2 separate regions of the Homo sapiens genome follow, and region 1 is linked to region 2. Evidence: read pairs that join two places in POLR2A ChIA-PET (ENCODE). Cell type or tissue: Panc1. All regions are shown on one strand. Each heading gives the region's core, and the rest is flanking DNA. Links, peaks and the distances in the headings are about the cores only. Region 1 has its middle 130 kb from the start of DLEU1-AS1. Region 2 overlaps DLEU1 (deleted in lymphocytic leukemia 1).

Region 1 (6,867 bases), core at 1,236-5,235, 420 kb before region 2:
GAAGAGAAGGCTGGGAAGAAAACTCTAATGTTTGGAGAAAATACATTTGTAGAAAATACTTTCTGTTATTTGTGTTTTGTTTTACAGTTTTTTTTTAATTTATATAAACATATAGAGTACAAGTGCAATTTTCTTACATGCATACGTTGCGTAGTGGTCAACTCAGGGCTTTAAGGGTATCCATCACTCAAATAACATACATTGAGCCCATTAAGTAATTACTCTCTGTTGTTTGAACTGTGTTATGAATAACACAGCACTTCACAGAATAAATCAGCACTTCATTCTGATTTTTTAAGAGAAAACATGGTGGCCACATCTGTGAGTGCATGTACAATGGAGCACACTAGGCCAACACCATGCCGAGGAGTCTGGCTTTTCTGCATTCTAATAGTCAACAGTTAGAAAAGCGATGTTCTCCACATCAGTCAGCAATATGACATCAGAAGTTGAACAACTCTATTGTGTGAGAGCCTAATTTCTTGGGACAATTTAGGATGAAGTTACGAAGAAATGGGTTAAACTCATTGCTTCATATGTTTTGTTTTTACATTTGACAGTGGGAAAGAAAGAAGAATGATAGTGCCTCCCTGCCCCACAAATAAATGAACCATGTAACACTCTGTGTGGAAGTAAGCCGGGGCAAGGAACTTGGGAACACCCGGGCCTAACATAGGGCAGTTATAGACGTCCCTTTTGAAAGGCAAATTGGAACAACTTAAGAAGAAGGTAGCAGCAACACACAAACTTCTAAAACTCTGAACTCACCAGCTGGAGAAAGGGATTGTGCTGGGAGAACTTAAGAGTCACTGGAGGGTTATTTAGTTTTCCAAGTGAGTAGCAAAACTGTGCTAATGAGGTCTTTAACACCTGTACTCCAACCAGCAGCTGAGTCTAAGCAGAACCAGGTGGGGGTGTGCCAAAAGCTTGGAGGTGGCTGGAGGGAGCTCAGAAACAGAAAGAGAAATCGCTCTTCCTGGTTGGTAGGATACAAATGACATTTGTTAGCCTTTTTATGCTGTTCTCTCCTTTCCACATTTGCACATATGAGTGTATATTTACTTATAAAATCGGGAAAAAAAATGTTATTTTGAAAAACAAAAGATTGCATTCAGTTTACTTTTCCCAGATATTCATTCTTTGGTCACTTGTTTTTTATCTCTGAGCAAAATTTAATTGGGTCAGGCACTAGAGGCAGCTGTGATTCTGTCAATTGCCACCTCCAGAAAGAGTATTCTCACAGATGGCAGAGACGGAGAGATGGGAGGAGAGAGGAGAAAAGATCTCTCCAGGCCCAGCCGCCTTGGCATGCTCTGGCCTTGCTTTCCTTACGTTTCCTTTCCTTCGAGAATTAAGTAAGTCTTTCTATAGCCCTTCTCCCTCAAAATACGTCCTGGCAATTACTTGGTCCTCTTCCCCCATCAGGTTCTGGCGGAGCAAATCATGATGACTAGATAGATGAGAAATGAGATAATGTACTAATCTAGGTAAGTAGCTGAAAACTAGAAAAGGCAAGACTTCAGGTAAACCTGGTAGGAGATGACTTAGAACCTAGGCAAATGTGAGACTTCATATCTTGAATCTAAATTTTGAATTCTTTATGGGGAGGTGTACTATGGAAAGGAGAGAAACTATGTCTGCATCTGTAGGGCTCCTGGGCACAGGTAGAACAACAGGTAGTTTGCCCTGCTCCCTGCAATTGTGGTTCCATAAATTTCTCTGACCAATCAGATTAGCGACTCTGTATTAGAGGGGATGAAGGGAGTCCCCACCTGGGGGAGAGAGTTCCTTTATGGGCTGGGGAATAAAAGTTGGACATGAAGGACAGAGGTCAAGGATGTTTTTCCTTGTCTTCTCTTTCTGACAAAGACTCCAACCCATTTTAGAGTCCCCCATGACTGGATTCTTCAGCCCAAGTGGTTCAATTTTTTCCTGAACAAAATCTTCATTTCAATAAAAATGTAAATGTCACAAATTGTACCCTTATAACAAACATAAAGCTAGAATTTACCACAGCCCCTTCAGCTCCAAATCTAGCTTCTATAGAGTTATCTGCAATAAACTGTATTCTACCTACCATTTTTTGAGAATAGGAAAGGTACTCTTATGCTATGACTGTATTTGGGAAGAGCTGTGCATTATGAGCAAGACAAAAGCCCAGAATTAGGATGGTCAAATTAAGTGTAACAGGTTATCATTGTTTGAATAACTGGAATTTTAATCAGGACTCCTAGGTGCTACAGTAATTAATAGCTCATGATTAAGTTTCTGTTGGCAATTAATGTTAGCTTTTAAATCAGTGTATGTTACCTACATTATGCATTACATTTACATTTTTAAAGCAATAAAATATTTATGTTTATTGCACAATGTTCTTATGAATGTTTACAAGCATCCCAATTAATTATAAAGCAGTGCTATGGCAAATAGTTTTTGTGAAAACATTAATATTTAGATACTTGTCTCATAGTATAAGTTTGCAATGCCTGTCTTGTCTAATGTTTGCACATTGTGTTTGATAGAAAAACAGGTCTAAGTAAAGGCAGTATCTCAAGTAGCCTCATGAACAGAGGCAGCTTACACCTTCAATTGAATTGAATCAATGAACTCACAGGAAACATTCATTAGTTGGAACTGAAAACAATTTTTTTCTAATTATTTTTGGGATTTGGTTCATGAAGATATTTTTGGGAATTGACAAGAAAGCAAATTTATATACAAATATATGTCCTTTCTTTAACTGAAAGAAGTAGGGATGTTCTAAGTGCTTATTAAAAACAAAAAAGCAATAAAAAGATATTCTGCTTCTTCTACTCTGACCTAATTAATTTTAGCTATGTTTTGAGATTGGGCCATCAAAGTAATTATGATATTGAGATAATTTAAATCAAAACTACAATAAAAAGTCTGTTGGGGACAAAATGAACTTGGTCTCTAATGATGTCTATGATGTATATATTGCTTTAGGCCTTTAAAATATTCTTTCATGCCCTAAGGTGTATTTTCTTTTTCTTTTTCTGATGCTGAAGAAACTAACACAGAGCAGTAGTGTCCCACAGCAAATTAGTGGCAGAACGCAGGGTAGACCCAGGGCAGTACACCCTTTACTCTCAGACTCCATACAGCTCTCTTGTAGTATGCTGCTAATTTGCAAATTCTTTGGCGTCACAGAAATCTTTTTTTCAATGAAATTGCATGAGGAAGCCTAATATTTAAAACACACTGGAGCTGCTTGATAATTCCAAGCCAATTTCAATGCTTCCTTCAATTTTCAAAATACCTGCCAAATGGCAAGAGTTTCCAAGCAAACCGATTTTTCCCTACTTCATCTCCAAAAGAAATGGAACTCAAAGATCTTCTAAAAGATGCTTCCACTGCTACGGGCTCCATCACTGCTGATGGGCAGTGTCATCACCCAGGCAGGTTAACACCCAGGGACCTCACACACTTCAGCAGAACCAGAAGATGGGAAGTTCAAATTGTTGTTAGTGAACAGGTAATACTGGGATCAACGGCCTGATGCAGCCCCTATCATCAGTATTCCATCTGGGAATGCCCAAGCACTCTCCAGATATTAGCCTTGCATTCTGGACCATGCAGAAAAATACGAAAAGGGAGACTTGCTGAATCTTCAAGATTCCTAACCTTAACCACTGGATAAGTTAACACATCCTTTCTTAATCTGCCTGTAAGAAGAGGAGGAAAGAAGTTAACCTCATATATTTGAGTGTCTGCTGTACGCAAGGCATCAAGTCTCAACTTGATGATTTCCCTATTTCATTTGACGTTATGAGATGAGGAGTTTTGTTCTCACTTAACAAATGAGGAAATAAGACTTATGAAATATTGGCTTCATACCTTACCAAGATGACTCTGTTACGAGTTGGGATTTGAATCTAGACTAGTCAAATTCCAAAATCCATGTTCCTTCTGCCATTCCTCTGAGCCTTTTACCACTGGTGCCTCTCCTAATCACCAGAAATAAGGCTATTGAGCACGGGTTTTATAACATAAGGTACCTTTTTTATTGTAAAAGCCAGATACCCTTAGTAGACTATATGCACTTTGAGGAGTTCAGATCGTGGTAGACTTTGCTTCAACAAGTGTCTAGTATAGAGAAGGGAATTACTTAGTTTCATCCCCTCTTTTCTAAAGGATAATACTGCCTGCCATTATAATCTGTATTTATAATTACATGCTATACCATGTACCTGCTTGAAAGATATTAATGGACACTAACAATCAAGTTTTCAAAACCTCTTTCCATTTTATTACAGGATAGTTTGTTCTGATAAGACATATGGGCCTGTTCATTTGAGTTTCTTTTGATTAGGAAAAAGAGTTACTCAAATCAAGGACACAGCTATCATTCATATACAGGGAGATTCCTTGACAGGAGAGGAATACAGATTTATAAATATACTAATTGACTTCCCTGTTCTTGAGTTTTCATAACTATGGATGATCCTTTGCATCCGGCCACCCAGAAAACATATCAGAGCTATAATTTCTGAATGTGCTAATGATGAATGTCTCCTCACTGAGTAGCTCTTGCTGGAAGAGTTCCTGAAGGTGCATATCATTTGATCTCTCAATAGCCAGTGCAGTTACCCATACCTAGAAAAAAAGTTTTATTACTTTCAATTTTTAAATAATCTAGACTTTGCTCCATTCTCTGTAGTAACAGTAATATTAGGAGATAGGAGAATGGTCATTTTGCCAATTTCTTAGAAATGCAATTGATTTTTCTCAAAAACTTTACATTGCATTTGGTGTTAGATGACAATATTTAGAGCACTGATATCAAATAATGAGCCTGGAAAATATCTATACACCTATACACCTATACACACAGTTGTTTGAATAAAATGAAATAATTCGTGTTTTCCTGAAAGTGGAGTTTCTCTGGTCGGGAGAGGGATGCTGAAGTTGCCCCAGTCAACCTTTTCTTGCCCCCCTTCTCCTCTCTTCCCCATCTCCACTTCTTGTCCCCAAAGGGGACTCTGCAAAACCAGGTTTGGAAGCCCTTGTCCCAGACCTCCCCATGACTTATTTTTCTTGAAGACACTTCATGGACAATGAAATCATTTTTCTTTTCCCTTTGTTCAAATAGACACATAGCTTTGCTGTACCAAAGCAGCCCCCTGCCCCCCACCCCACACTCCATGTTCCAGAATAGTTTCCATTCAAGGAGCCTGAATTCTGTAGGTGGCCCCAGAAGCCAGGGGAGGGGAGAGGAGTAAAGCTGGAATATCAGCAGATTTTTAATCTTTCAAGACCCCCTTTTTTGTTGCTACAATATTTTCTTTTCTTCTTAAGGAAAATAATTCTTTAGTGAATAATTTTGGTCAATTTAAAAATAATTCTCAATATTACAAAAGAATTTGTGCTTATTGTAACTTAGTACAAATAAAGAATATGCCCACAAATTAAAATTTGGGTTTTAAAAACTTGCAAAAGTCTAGCTATTTTGGAGATATATAGAAGAAGCTGCAACTCCTTGTGGTCAAATATTGCTAATTAGAAGGTTCTGTGATGTTTCAGAAATATGAAAACTCTTATGCTTTGAAGACCATTGGCAGCAGAATAAATTAAAAAAAAACAGACAAAAACAAAACCTGGTAGGGTGGGAGTGGTGGGTGTCTACCTACACAAGGGCAGCCTGAGGCAAGAGGATCTAGCTCAAAAAATATGAAAGCTGAGAGCAGTTTTCCAGATTCTGCAACAATCTTCCCTGCATATTCCCTCCCGCAGCTCCCATCCTCCCTGGAAGCCTGCTGGGACCTGAAACCGTCCAGAGGGAAGGCTACCCCTGCCTAGCTCACTCTGGATGAGAGGGGACAGGGAAATGCCTCCATGGTCCCCATCCCATACTCTTACAATAACAGGTTGCACCAGCAGATCTCAGGAAGTGGAGGGAGTTTGGAACGAGTAAGTTATCACTACAAACAGTTAGAGTATACCAAAGTTTTTAGGTAACATATATAAAAACTCTGAGTGTAGATTCCAATAAGAGGACATCCCTATGATAACAGCTCTTTTGTTCACTAGCATTCTAATTCACTTTCCTGAGCAGGGGAGAAAGTGGTGGGCTTTCAGCTAGCACCTGCAGAATCAGACTTCACTCATGGTCTATTTTATTCATGCAGCAGCCTGCAGTCTTGGCCCGCAGGACTAAGTCACCCGGGGGCACCCCCCACCACATAAGGTTGAGAACTGCAAGGTGATGAGACACCCAGCTGCTGCCCTCTCTGCACACAGGGACTCTGCACTCTCTGAGGTTTTGCTCCCTCCACTTCCAGAGGCCACAAAGTGTTCACTAAGAAGTAGCAAAACCCGGAGAAAACTTGACCCTTTAACCCCATCATTGAATTCCCCTAGAGAATTTTAGTGGAAATTTAATAAGATTAAGCTGAGGTTCCAAAGGAAATTAGAGGTGTCCACATTCCCAAATGAGAATGTATATACCGCTTTGGGCAGCTCCTTGGCTCTGTTCCTGATCTATTTTTCTACTATTTTCATAATGGGAATAGTTCAACTTATTTGAATAAAGAAATTGTAGTATTTTATTTCTCTACTAGAGTATACATATTTAAAGTGTCTTACGGCCACTTTTTTTATAAAGCAAGTAATTGTGTTGTACATTGCCTTAACTATGAATTTGGTATTTCATGTATTTTATCAGCTTAAAGTAGGGTGTCTCTATGTTGTAATCCAGCCCATGAAATCTATGGTCTATTGAACATTTCATAAGAAATAAAATATTTGTGTCTTTTATTCAATGAGATGAGTGTGTCAGTGTCTTATATAAACACAGATTCTGAGAAAAGGATGAGGCTGAACAATAGAGATCTGAACTCCTACCCT
Region 2 (6,867 bases), core at 1,184-5,183:
CATGAAGGTCTCTGACATGGCCTGGAGACATTTTCCCCATGGTCTAGGGGATTAACAGGTTACTTGCTACTTATGCAAATTTCTGCAGCCGCCTTAAATTTCACCTTAAAAAAAAAATTGGTTTTTCTTTTCTACTGCATTGTCAGGCTGCAAATTTTCTGAACTTTTATCCTCTGTTTCCCTTTTAAAACAGAATGCTTTTAACAGCACCCAAGTCACCTTTTGAATGCTTTGCTGCTTAGGAATTTCTTCCACCAGATACCTTAAATCATCTCTTTCAAGTTCAAAGCTCCACAGATCTCTAGGGCAGGAGTAAAATGCCACCAGTCTCTTCGCTAAAACATAGCAAGAGTCACCTTTGTTCCAGTTCCCAACAAGTTCCTCATCTCCATCTGAGACCACCGCACCATGGACCTTATTGTTCATACCACTATCAGCATTTTTGTCAAAACCATTCAACAAGTCTCCAGGAGGTTCCAAACTTCCCAACATTTTCTTGTCTTCTGAGCCCTCCAAACTATTCCAACCTCTGCCTGTTACCCAGTTCCAAAGTTGCTTCCACATTTTTGGGTATCTTTCCAGCAGCACCTCACTGTGCTGGTACCAATTTACTGTATTACAGACTAATACAGTTTTCACACTGCTGATAAAGACAGCCGAAACTGGGAACAAAAAGAGGTTTAATTGGGCTTACAGTTCCACGTGGCTGGGGAGGCCTCAGAATCATGGCAGGAGACAAAAGGCACTTCTTACATGGTGGCAGCAAGAGAAAAATGAGGAAGAAGCAAAAGTGGAAACCCCTGATAAACCCATCAGATCTCATGAGATTTATTCATGATCACAAGAATAGACCAGCCCCCATAATTCAATTACCTCCCCCCTGGGTCCCTCCAACAACACGTGGGAATTCTGGGAGTTACAATTCAAGTTGAGATTTGGGTGGGGACAGAGTCAAACCATATCAGTAAACATGACAAAGGCTTGTAGTCACAGCATGCAATTTCAGGCACTGTGATGAAGGCATCCAAAGGACACTTTTTAAGTCCTTCCTTAAATCTTTGGCCTGCTGAATACCACAGGGTAAAGTAGGGAGCTGTGACTCTGCTCTGCTCAGAAAACATGATTTAGTGGCACTGGAAGGTGATATATTTAATGTCATAAATGACTTTTCTTTCCCATCATCCATATGTCTAGACCACATATGTGACTCAGTATCCTCCTCCCAGCACCCATCTGCTGACTCTCTGGGTCCATGCAAATCACTGAATACCCCTCTTGCCCACCCAGGTCTGAACACCTAAGCAGAACTATTTACAGAGGTGCTTCCAAGAGGCCAGAAATGGCAATCTTATCCAAAATTTCTCCTTCCTGAAATATCACCATTCTAGTTTTATTATTTTATAATAAGTATTGATCTCTTCATTCCATTTATTTTAAAAATGTGAATGCTCTTAGAAAAAATAGTGTGGGAGTTTCTATTGCCTTCACGCAAATTTGTTTACTATGGGATTTACTTGTTTACCAGGAATTTCTAGAAAGAGAGGAGGAACAGGGCAATGTGACTTGAATGGGATCCTGAGAAAGTGGAGGCCCACAGAACATTCAGAGGCAGGTAGGAGACAGCAAGAGAAGGATTGCCACAGACAAAGCTCTCCAACTTCATGGCTTTGCCAAAAGGAACTCTGAAACTAGGTTTATTCTTGGCTCCTGAAGATATAATGCTCCCTGGGCAATTTTTCTTCTTTTGTTGTTGTTGTTGTTGTTTTGGGGTTTTTTGGATAAAAATATCCAAAGAAAATGAAATCGATGGCTCAAAAAAATATCTGCAATCATATGTTCAATGCAGCATTATTCAAAATACCCAAGATATGGGATTAACCTAAGCATCCATCAACAGATGAATGGATACAGATACATATATGCAATCGAATATTATTCTGCCATAAAAAAGAAGGAAATCCTGTCATTTGCAACAACATGGATGAACCTGGAAGACATTATGCTAAGTCAAATGAGCCAGACACAGAAAGACAAATACTGCATAACCCCAATTATATTTAGAATCTAAAAAAGTCAAACTCATAGAAACAGAGAGTAAAATGCTGGTTGCCAGGGCCAGGGGACTGGAGAAAGTGGGAGGATGTTGATCAAAAGGCACGAACTTTCAGTTTATAAGATGAACAAGGTCTGGGGATCTAATGTACAGCATGGGTGGTGATGAATGTGTTCATTAATTTGATTATGATAATCATTACAATGTATACTTATATCAAATCATCATGTTGTATAATTTTAATGTATTCACTCTTTATCTGTCCGTTAAATGCTTAAAAAGAAGCAAATAAGTGAACAAATATTTTTTAAAAGTTAATTTTTAATGTAAAATGAAACTCTGGCTTCCATGGGGGAAATGCATGAATAATTTTGAGTATGAAAATTTCCAGCTGCCTCTAACAATTAAACACTTAAAAAGAAACAAATAAATGAACAAATGTTTTTTTAAAAGTTCATTTTTACTGTAAAATGAAACTCTGGCTTCTACAAGGGAAATACATGAATAATTTTGGCAATGAAAATTTCCAGCTGCCTCTAAGAAATTTCTACCTGCATTACCATAAACTAAAATAAATAATCACTCCCAACACCTACCAATAAACATTCAGTTTTTCCATAAATCCACAATTTAGTCTAGGCCCTTGGAAACTTCTTTGATCCATTATTTTTCTTTTTCCTTCTTCTTTCCTTCGTTCCATATCTGATCTATCGCTGAAGACTGACTGTCCAAACCATCCAATTTGTTTTATTCCCTGTGATTCCATTCTTTTCATTTCACCCCTGGTTTACAGCTACCACCTCAAGATTGCATTTCCTGCCTCTGGTCCAGTGGTTCTCCACCTTAGCTTAGCCTGGGGAAATTGAAAAAATAAGGATATCTGAAAGCCACCCACAGAGATTCTGATTTAATTGGTCTGTGGTGCAGCCTGGGCATTAGGATTTGTTTGTTTTTAATTGTGGTAAAATACATATAACATAAAATTCACCATCTTAACCATTTTTAAGTGTACAGTTCGGTAGTGTTAAGTACACTCACACTGTTGTGCAATCTTCAGAACTCTTTTTATCTTGCAAAGCTGAAACTCCACATCCATTAAGCAATAACTCTCCATTTCCTCCTTCCCACAACCCCAAGCAATCACTGTTCCACTTTCTGTTTCTATGAATTTGACTACTCTAGGTACCTCATACAACTAGAATCCTACAGTTTTTATCTTTTTATGACTGGCTAATTCATTTAGCCTAATGTAGACATATGTATAGAATATGTACATACCATATTTTATCCACTCATCTGTCAATGAACATTTGGGTTGGGTTGCAATCAACATTCTTGGCTATTGTGAATAATGCTACTGTGAACATGACTATGTAAATATCTCTTCAAGACCCTGCTTTCAATTCTTTGGGGTATATACTCAGAGTGGATCGCTGCCTTTGGCCTTTCAAATGCCCATAAAAGGCAGCCATAATTTGCTCTGCTGTAGACAAATGACACATCAGGAATGACTTGAGAATATTCCACCTGGCCTCACTCCAGGATTTCTTTCATCTAAAGGGGATGAGCTTTCTCTTCCCCAAGGCTTTTTGAGTCTGGCATCACCCTTTCTTAAGTGTGGACAGTGTGCACAGCTACACACTGTTCCAATGCAATGGGAGCAGGGCTTGAGCTGAGACATAGATGTATCTTCACCAATGGAAAACACGGAGAAGGTAAGGACAGATCAGAAGAGGTGGCAAGCAAAACCCTGGCACTCTGGGTTGGAGGGAGAGTTCCTACATCAAGAATTTAAGGGCTTCAGAGCCCCTGAGCACTGAACAGATTATTATGTCCATTCCTCATTGATAATTAAAATTGCAAGCAGTTTTAAGGTTTAGACTGTAAAACGGGTAAAATGAAATCTTACCAAGTTTTGGTTTTCCCTATGATATATATCAATTTTGATGCTTTTATATACATACACATACACACATGAACATACACAAAAACATACAAGCATGTGTATTAACTATATATATATATATATATATAATGTTAAAACTTTTTCATGCCATTGTTTCCTTATTTGAGAGCCTCCTCTCTTGCCAGTGCCCACAGCCATTTTGACTTTGTCCCCTGGGTCACTCAATACTGTCTGTCCCTCTGATGAGGACAAGGATTAAAACCTAGTGGTTCAGGATCCAGACCCAACTCAAAGAAGCCTGAAGGACATTTTCCGGCCCTACACATACTCGACAGGGTCTAAGAATGAGACATTATGACATAGTCTTAATACTTTAAGTACTAAGTTCAGGGTACTCTCCCAGACATCACACCACAGGATCCCGACATGAGGAGACACTTAGACAAGGAAACTGAAATCCAGTCTAAAGTCACATGGCGGCTGGGCGCTCTGGCTTGCGCCTGTAATCCCAGCACTTTGGGAGGCTGAGGCAGGCAGATTGCTTGAGATCAGGAGTTCAAAACCAGCCTGGCCAACATAGTGAAACCCCGTTTCTACTAGAAATACAAAAATTAGCTGGTCGCGTTGGCGCATGCCTGTAATCCTAGCTACTTAGGAAGCTGAGGCAGGAGAATTGCTTGAACCCAGGAGGTGGAGGTTGCAGTGAGTTGAGATCACGCCACTGCACTCCAGCCTAGGTGACAGAGCAAGACCCTGTCTCAAAAATAAAATAAAATAAAATAGAGTCACATGGCAAATTAGTGTTGCAGCCTGGTGTCCTGCCTCAGACAACTGCTCTGGACCACTGGGCTGGTGGCTCAGATCCCCCGCCCCGGCTCTCCCATCTGCCTTTGAACAGCAGGGTTCAGTCTGCCCAGCCGCCAGCCAACTGCGCCTCAGTAATCTAAGCCCTACAGGAAATAGGAGCCTCAACCCCCCTTCTCACGACACTTGTAATCCAGAGGAGTAGAGAGGATGGACATAATGAAAAGAGACAGGAACACAAATTGTTTTAAATACATAATCATACACAAAACCAGTTGCAGCTGGTACATAGGGCAGTAGGGCTGCTGCAGGGGCAGGTGGAGCTGGTCAGAAAGAGGCAGGCTCTAAGTGGAAGGGGGCGGGGGAACATGGCTCAGAGAAAGGCATGCTACCCTCCCTTTGAGCAAGAAAAACAACTGTCATCTAGAAAAGTTCCAAATCCCGAGAAATACAACATGGAGAAAAGAGGTCTGTGGATCAGGAAGGGGGCATCTTCCCAGGACACATGATGGTAGTCTAGGCAAAGGTTGGCAATTGCTAAATGTCACAAACTCATCAGTGGGCTTTTAGATTTCTATCTAGAGGCAACCAGAAGCCATGGAGACAGTGGCTTTTCTGTAGGGGTACACTGGGTCATAGTTCCCCTATGAGCCCTAAGAACTGGCCCACTTTGAGGGTGGCCTGTAGTGAGGCCAATATTTAAATAGATTCTTCAGTGTAATAAATAATAGGGTAATGATAGGGTCTAAAAGCATCAAAATAATCTTATACAAAAGGGAAACATTTTTAAAATTAACCTAAAATCTAAATAGGGTAGGAAAGCAGGTTACCTCAAACATATCCTTTCCTGGCTTTGAACTCTCCACACACATTCAAGTCAGCAAGACCTAGAGAGACGAGGCATCTCGACAGAGGGAACAGAAGATTCGAGTCTGCTCCTGATTGTCAGACCAGGTCAAGTTCTCCAAGGGGACTCCTCGCTTCTAAATATTCCTCCCACTTGTGGCTGTTTGCTCTCTTGTTCCTGGATGGTAAATTCTTCCAGGGTAAGAACCTGTCTGTCTTATTCTTAGTCAAATGCCGCCCCCCGCCCCCACCTACCCACCCACCCACCAGCAGTTTCCACAGGCCCGGCACATCCTAAGTGCTCCATAATTATTTGTTAATTGATTTTCTGAATTGCTGAGCGAGTCACATTCCCTCTTTGAACCTCAGTTTCTTTATTTATCATCTTGAAAGTCTGAGCTATATCTGATAGTCCAAGAATTTAACTCACTATGTTTGTGGCTAGCATTTCCCCAAAGGCAATGGGCTGAGATGAGGCACGCCCAAGACTGGAGAGAGCCAGAGGCCCTACTGCAGCCTCCACCATGTGTCACAGTCCCCAACACCAATCTCAAGGGTAAACCTCAGGGAGATGCAGGGGACACACGAGAGGCCAGGAACCAATGGGGAAAGACTCAATTGCAAGTTAGGAGACCTAGATCTAGCCCTGGTTCTGTTACTCCTATCTGTGACCCCGAGAAAGTCACTGTAGGCCTCGTATTTCCTAATCCATAAAATGACTGGGTAAGTCCCAATGAAATTTCCCTCCAGATCTCAGATCTTTTTTGTTTTATTTCTCTTCAGACCCAAAGTTGTTCTGTCAGAGCCCTGCCAGCCATAAAAGAGACTTGAGCCTGCTGTTATTGTTAATATTCTCAGGATCTCCTGAGCTCCAGATTGGCACATTTTCTTGAGGATATGAATGATTGAATCAACCAGAAGGAAAGAGACTCAGTTTCCTCTAACCTAAGCCACATTAGCCTAACAGAAACACATGAAAAATGTAAGGGCTTCAGTAGGGAAAATTTTGAATATCCAATATAATCCCTCCCCAAGCTGGAGTAACTGCACTTTTCAGTTTTTGCATCTGTGTTGTCACTGGGGAGTTATCTGGCTATATCTGTGTTTTAACATCTGTCAGCTAAATCAGAGAACTAAATGCAAAAATTGTAGGTCTCAGAAGCACCATGTGGTTTTTGACACTCCCTGAATGACACAGGGTCAAGAAAGCAATAAAGGAATTGCCATGAGACCCAATATAACATTTTCATCAGCAACA

Evidence for each region. Peaks named below come from ENCODE experiments on the same cell type or tissue, not always from the same donor. Only the 100,000 strongest peaks of a DNase experiment are listed, where the experiment ranks them.
Region 1: POLR2A ChIA-PET joins it to region 2 with 5 read pairs; 3 of 35 experiments call an interaction of 5 or more read pairs at or near these places.

The regions. Positions count from the first base shown.
Region 1 is chr13:50,651,461-50,658,327 of GRCh38, reverse strand. No RefSeq gene overlaps it. Among named protein-coding and RNA genes, the nearest start is that of DLEU1-AS1, 130 kb to the right of the region's middle. In Panc1, for the core only: no CTCF peak of the experiment used is centred there; no DNase peak of the experiment used is centred there.
Region 2 is chr13:50,226,825-50,233,691 of GRCh38, reverse strand. The region is part of intron 2 of DLEU1 (deleted in lymphocytic leukemia 1); the gene reads right to left. LOC124900337 (a long non-coding RNA gene) reads right to left here. Exons shown (of 2, transcript XR_007063796.1): 2 at 1-5,787. Among named protein-coding and RNA genes, the nearest start is that of DLEU2, 100 kb to the right of the region's middle. In Panc1, for the core only: no CTCF peak of the experiment used is centred there; no DNase peak of the experiment used is centred there; H3K27ac peaks cover 3,262 bases.